Linked DNA regions of Homo sapiens: region 2 is linked to region 1. The links are chromatin contacts, found by Hi-C in ENCODE. All regions are on one chromosome and are shown on one strand. The core of a region is the stretch at or near the end of the contact, and the rest is flanking DNA. Distances in the headings are between cores, read along the strand shown.

Region 1 (3,127 bases), core at 306-2,805:
TGGGATCTCAGGTTAGTGTTCAAGGCAGAACCCGAATTACGGTATTAGGATTCCAGGCAGGATCCTAAGAAATGCTTTCCCATCCCCCAGCACCGACGTTTTACAATGTCTTCTCTGAAAAACAGATTTAAAGGGGAGACTAAGAAATCCCGGCCGGGCGCAGTGGCTCACGCTTGTAATCCCAACACTTTGGAAGCCCGAGGCGGGCGGATACCCTAAGGTCAGGAGTTCGAGACCAGCCTGGCTAACATGGTGAAACCCCGTGTCTACTAAAAATACAGAAAATTAGCCGGGTGTGGTGGCCGGCGCCTGTAATCCCAGCTACTCGGGAGGCTGAGGCGGGAGAATCGCTTGAACCCGGGAGGCGGAGGTTGCAGTGAGCCGAGATCGTGCTATTGCACTCCAGCTTGTGCAACAAGAGCGAAACTATGTCTCAAAAAAAAAAAAAAAAAAAAGTAAGAAAAAAAGAAAAAGAAATCCCTTAAGAGGAAAGTTACATATTATAATTATTCACAAAGGAAACAACCCAAAGCAAAAGAAATCTGAGAGCCGCTCCGGCCTGCGAGAGACCTGGTTATGCCTGTTCCCTTTTCATCAATTATACCCCACCCCTTTTAAATGTTTCTTCATCATCAAAATCCTAAATCTGATCATTTCCTGAGTTAATCTGAAGGAGGCCTCCAGCGCTGTGCACACTCCCAGCAAAACACAAGGATTTTAGGGCACACTAAGAGCCACAGAGAGCACCGCTCCCGCCCCACAGGTACAGGACCCCAAAGGCACTTAGATCTCCCGTTTCCGCCACCGACTTGTTGCTCCTTCCCAAATACCTGTTTATCTCCACCCTTATCCCCATCGCCATTTCCCCCCTTAGCTCCTGAAGCGATTAACCAGCAACAGTGAGAAACAATGAGAGAGAGAGAGAGTAGAGGTAAGCCAGAGGAAACGAATGTCTGCGTGGCAAGGTTTCCTTAGGCAGTTTGTCAGGCACTGCTGAAGGCAGCCTGGAAGGAAGCCGGACCCTGAGGCCGGGGAGAGAGGGCCTTGTGTTTGGAGCCCGATGCACTGATTGGCCGCGGCCGGGGAAAAACCCGGATGAGCTGGGCAGCAGTGTTGGCAGTCGCGGCTGCGAGATTTGGGCACTTTTGGGGGTGCCGGTGGCCCGGGCCGATGGCGCAAGGTTGGGCAGGATTCTCTGAGGAGGAACTGAGGAGACTAAAGCAGACTAAAGGTTACAAGATGGGTTTACAGTGGTTTAATTCTTGGGTCTTAAGGGGAAGAGGCGGGGATGCAGCTTTGGCGGGGAAAGGGGGCGTGGAAGCGGCTACGTTTGTGTTAGCGGAAGGCGCTGTAAGTACGTGGACTGGATTAGGGGGTTTCAGAGGAGGACTTACTGGGAGTCACGACGGGAGGGGCAAGCCAGAGGACTGGGATCTTCTTTTAGAAAAAACGGTCCAGGAATCCACTGTAGGGATTTGACTCTTGTGAAAGGAATGGGACTTGGGAGAGGAAGTGAGCCTACAGCCGGGGTGTCTCCCTTAGGGAAGATTGCTGCAGGAATCAACGGTTGGAAGGTTAGGGTCAGGGTAAGGGAAGGAGGAGGGGCGCACACCGTATTAGAATTGTGATGAATTTATAGAAGCAGATGGTTGGAAAAAAGGAGCACAGGCGTCTGAATAAAGGCAAAAATTCGGTACTTTTCACAATTCATCTGGAGTGTTGCATTCACTTCTGGTTGCCAGATGATTTTTGCAGTACTTCCCAATTTTTGAGAATCAGCAAACCAAAAGGGTCTTTGAGAGGGTAGATGTGAAGACTTTATATGTTTATATACATACAGTCTTACTGACTTTGGAGTAAGCTAACCTTGTGCTTCTCTCTCTGGCTTTATAGAGTAATCATTGAATGGGCTTGTACAATTTTTTTGTTGTTGTGGAAGGAATTAAGTTTGCTGATTGTTGGTGGAAAACTTAGTAATATTAATTGCACTTTGCTTGTGGTTGAAATTTCGCAGTGATCTGTATGGTTATCGTGGTAGTACACACAATTTCTGTAAGAAGTGTACATCACTCTTGGTACCTTAATTCAAATACTTTATTTTGGTAGCAAATGAAGTAAACCTTTTGTTAGCGTTTGTGGGGAAATTGGATGTTGCTCTGGTAGCTTGTGCATTTTTAGCATAAATATGAGAATAATCTAGGGCAGACAAGTGGGAAAAGAAGTAAATTAGTAAGATAGGGCCAATGTAGATTATATCGACTGGGGACATTTTGACTGGTCCAGGGGACTTTAAAAACTCTATCATAAAGGTTAGGCTAAGCTATGTAGTTAACTGACTCTGTGTTGCTTGATATACTCAAATTCTTTTGCTTTGTGTTTTCAACATCCATTCACATACTTTGATATACAGGGTACAAGTGCCCTGGCCTCTGGTCTGACTCCAGTAGACTCATGAGGAGACAAACCACAAAGTTATGTGATAGTAGATATTGCAAGAACTTGCTTCAGAGACAAGAGGAACCTCACTCTGCCGGGGATTGGATGGAGCTTGGGAAGATTTCACAAAGTTTGTGTGTTAGCAGAGGCGCATTTTCCAGGGTAAAGATGACTTAATATAAAAATCTAAATTAAACAACATATTCATTATGTAGAAGTATATTTTGAAATATCTTTGCAACCGGGGGTAGATAGAGGATGGTGAGGACCTGAACTTCAAGGCCCACTGTAGTGTGGAAACCAAATCGCTAGTCCGTGACCACCTCGAGGACGGAAAATATCTTAACCTCCTTGTATACCCGTAGCTAAACACAGTGATTGGCATATAGAACTTCCAGCTCTTCCTCTAAATCTTTTCTCCTTGGATTCCTTATTTGTAAAATTAGAGGATTTGGCCCTTTAATTTTAAAGCCATTTCTAGCTGTTCTCTATCTTTAAAAATTTATTGAATAATTTAGGAAGATGGAGTTGGTTGCCAGGAAAAATAAGGACAGTAGTACTCTGGAGACCCCTGTATGGGCATTGAGGAACATAGTCAAGAAAGTTGTTAATAGTCTTGTTTATAATATTAAGAAGTTGGAAACAACCAAAGTGTCCATTAACAAGGGAATGGATAAATAAATTGTGGTAT
Region 2 (3,127 bases), core at 442-2,941, 8.5 Mb after region 1:
TGGGTTGCTTGGAGAGGCAATGACTGCCCCCTGCCCTCACCTGAAAATCCTTAAAGACAGAAGGGATCATCCGCCCAGGAAGCTGAGGCTGCAGGATAAGCTGGCCTTTTCCTGAACAGTGACAGTTGGAGCGTTCACCCTCACTGTCCTTGTCAGAGTTACAGGCAAGAAAGGAGAATCCTTTTGGATAAAGTGTCTTAAAGGAACTGTTGATTTACCCTTTTGCTTTATGGTCTCCTGATGTAGTGAGCAAGGTTCAGGGAGATTAGCTAACTGCAGGCAGACTGATCTTCCTGTGCAGAGAAATAAGGTAGATTCTCATTATCTTCCAGCTCATTTTCCCAAGAATTATGTATTCTCCGGCCAGAAAACGACCTCCAAACCTCCAAACCTTTTCAACTACACGCAGCAAAAAGCTAATACAATGCCTTCTGCATTTGACTGTACGTCTCCTGCAGTGATTAATGCTGCCTCCCTAACTACATTGTCCGGAGCAAGTGTCAAGCCCAATTATTTCTCTAGGATCTCCTGATAGTAAATGCTCAGCAAATATACAGACGAATAACACCTAATCATACACAATAATCTTAGAGTACTTTCCCCATACATTTCCTAACTTAATCCTTACAACAACCCTGTGAAGTTATTAACTCCCATTTTCCAGTTAAGGAAACTGATGCTCAGCAAAGTTAACTGGCACATCCAGTATCATACAGCCAGTAAGAAAGAATTCTGTTCAGTACGCCTTACTGATTAAATGAACTATGTGGCCTGAAGAAAAAGTGTCAGCTCAGTCTTTCCCCATCACGCATCTTATTCCATGGAGTAACCTGCATTATATTTCAGGGTCAGGCACACTAAGTTTGCGCTTTAGTATATGGTGAATAAATGGATGGACACAGTGGCGGCTCTGTATAAGTCAGCTGAAAGCAAACAAAGGGAAGGCAGAATCTTTCATTCACACGATTTATCCGCGCCCACTGGGTGCACTACGGTCGGGCATTGGCGACCCAGGAGCGACTGACCTGCCCTCATGGGGCTTACGGTCCTTAGCAAAAAACAGATGTAAAACAACTAATATTACAGTAAATGAATCATAATTTTGTGAGATGCTCCTGAAAGTATGTAGCAGGACGCTCCGCTCTGGTCCGAATGAAGAGCCATTTGCACTCAGTGTGGAAAGGCTAGCCTTTTTCTGGGCAAAAGAAGCGGGGGATACATTTAGATAGGCAGAAGTTCCGAGCAGAAGTCAAGGCAAATTAAAAAGGCAACAGGAGGAGGGAAAATGCTTCTCACAAACAGAACTCGACCTAGGGGACCGCAACTCTCCAGTCCTGCTGCTTGGCTGCCTACCTACCTAAGAAAAGCAGGAAAGAAAAAGAGAAGACGGGGTGGGGGATGGAGGACAAATACAGAAAAAGAAAAAAGAGCGAAGGAAGTGAGAAGTGAGAGGCCAGTTTATGTAAGCGGGCAGGGCGGCGCGGCCGGCAGGAGACCGGCGCCGGCGCCGAGGGAGTTAAGCGGACGGGCCCGGTATGGAAGAGGTTAAGGGGGGCAGTCCGGAGCGGGTCCGGTAGGGGCCGCCTACTGGGCGGGGGCGGGGCCGCGCCGAGCGAGCGCTGGGATTGGCCGTCGGGCAGGCGCTACGCTAGGACGGTACCAACAGCCGGGGGCCTCGGAGGCGGGGGGGTGGGTGTGGGACTGCCGCTCTGCGCGGCGAGAGGTGGCCTGGGAATGGCCGGGCCGGGGGTGGGCCGGAGCCGCTGTGGCGGCGGCGGCGGCTGGGGGCGGTGAGCGCGGCGTGGGGCTGCCCCTCCCCGGAGGCGGCGGGGGCGGCCGGGGCCGCGCCGCACCGCACCGCGCGGGCGGCCATGGAGCGAGCCTAGGGCCCGACAGGTGAGTGGCGCGGGGGCGGGGGAGGGCGCGCGACCCCCGCCCCCGGCGCGGCGGGCGGGAAAATGCGGACCGGCACGCGGGCGGGGCACGGTACGTAGCGCGCGCCGGGCTGGGGCCGCCTGGGGGCGGGGCGCCTCCCTGAGGGGCCGGGCACCGGGTGCCCTGAGCCGTCCCCGAGTGGCTGCGGGCGGGTCCCGGGCGAGGGCCCGAGGCTTCCTGGGAGACCCGCTCGGGCCGCGTGTCCCTGTGTGCGGTCGCGGCTGAAGGGACGCGGCCTCGGCCGCCACGTCCCTGGCCCACCTGAGGCGCGGGCCCACCTGGGGCCGCCTCAGGCTGCCAGAGGTCCTTCTAGTGACCGTCTCTCGTCCCCTTGCGCGGTCCCCAGAGGCGATTGGCCCCGGTGCCTCTCTTGTGTTCCCCGGAGCGCCCGTTGAGGCAGCCCAGGGAGCGCGCCCTCGCGGGGTCTTTGCTGGGCCCGCCTCGTGGCCGGGAAGCGCGAGTGACCTGCAGGCCGGAGGCGGAAGGCGGGGCAACCGTGCCCGGGGCCCGCGGTCTCCTGGGGTCCTGCGCCGGGCGCTCGCAGAAGGGCACAACTTAACGAATGCTGTGTTAGCCCTCAGTGGGCTGCGCTTGAGATTTCATTTCCGGGTGTGACGGCCCCGCGATTAAGAGCGGACCGATACGTTTCCCTTAATGATGAATGTGAATAGTTGTCGAGCTGCGTCCTTGATTGTGGGTTCTGATAAGAGATTCATTCTAATCTGACTTCTGTTAACCTGCCAGTCTCCGGATAAGAAGAGAAGGGGTAGAAGGATGGATTGGAGGGAAAGTAGGGGTAACAGGGCTTGGTTAGTCTTAATGGAATTATTAGTCCTTTTAAAGACCATACCATCATTGGGATGGATAAGGAGTTTCTAATTTGGGAAAATGAGAGTTGCTTGCTATTGCGACTTGGGTCTAGTGCCAGATATCAGCATCTTCCCCACCCAGCCAGCTTCCCTCTGGAGGTTTGATTTCTCACTTGGAAGGGAAGTAGGAATGTGGGGTTTTTTTTAGCCTTTAGCCTTTAAACTGTAGGACTTTATAAATCTATAATCTGGTACAAATTACTATTGCCATTTATTAGCCACGCCTATGTTTTTTGCGTTGTAAATTCTTGCAAAAATTTCACTGGCGTTGATTTCTAAAAATCTGGTTAGAGATCTCAGTGTTCTTATGTATTACAAACATT

Evidence for each region. A loop is a pair of places that touch in the nucleus more often than their neighbours do. Pooled maps may share reads with other maps.
Region 2: a loop to region 1 is called in a map of CD8-positive, alpha-beta T cell, with 7 times the contacts of the local background. The contact joins the promoter of FAM20B here to the promoter of GORAB-AS1 in region 1. A Hi-C loop is called at or near these places in 2 of 168 maps with a recorded cell type or tissue (CD8-positive, alpha-beta T cell and naive thymus-derived CD4-positive, alpha-beta T cell) and 5 of 50 pooled maps.

What each region holds. Positions count from the first base shown.
Region 1 is chr1:170,531,054-170,534,180 of GRCh38, forward strand. GORAB-AS1 (GORAB antisense RNA 1) reads right to left here and starts at 1,556. Exons shown (of 3, transcript NR_125958.1): 1 at 1,395-1,556. It overlaps GORAB (golgin, RAB6 interacting), which reads left to right and starts at 1,113. Exons shown (of 5, transcript NM_152281.3): 1 at 1,113-1,231. The coding sequence starts at 1,171.
Region 2 is chr1:179,024,203-179,027,329 of GRCh38, forward strand. It overlaps FAM20B (FAM20B glycosaminoglycan xylosylkinase), which reads left to right and starts at 1,692. Exons shown (of 8, transcript NM_014864.4): 1 at 1,692-1,896. RefSeq lists silencers at 1,509-1,698, 1,739-2,478.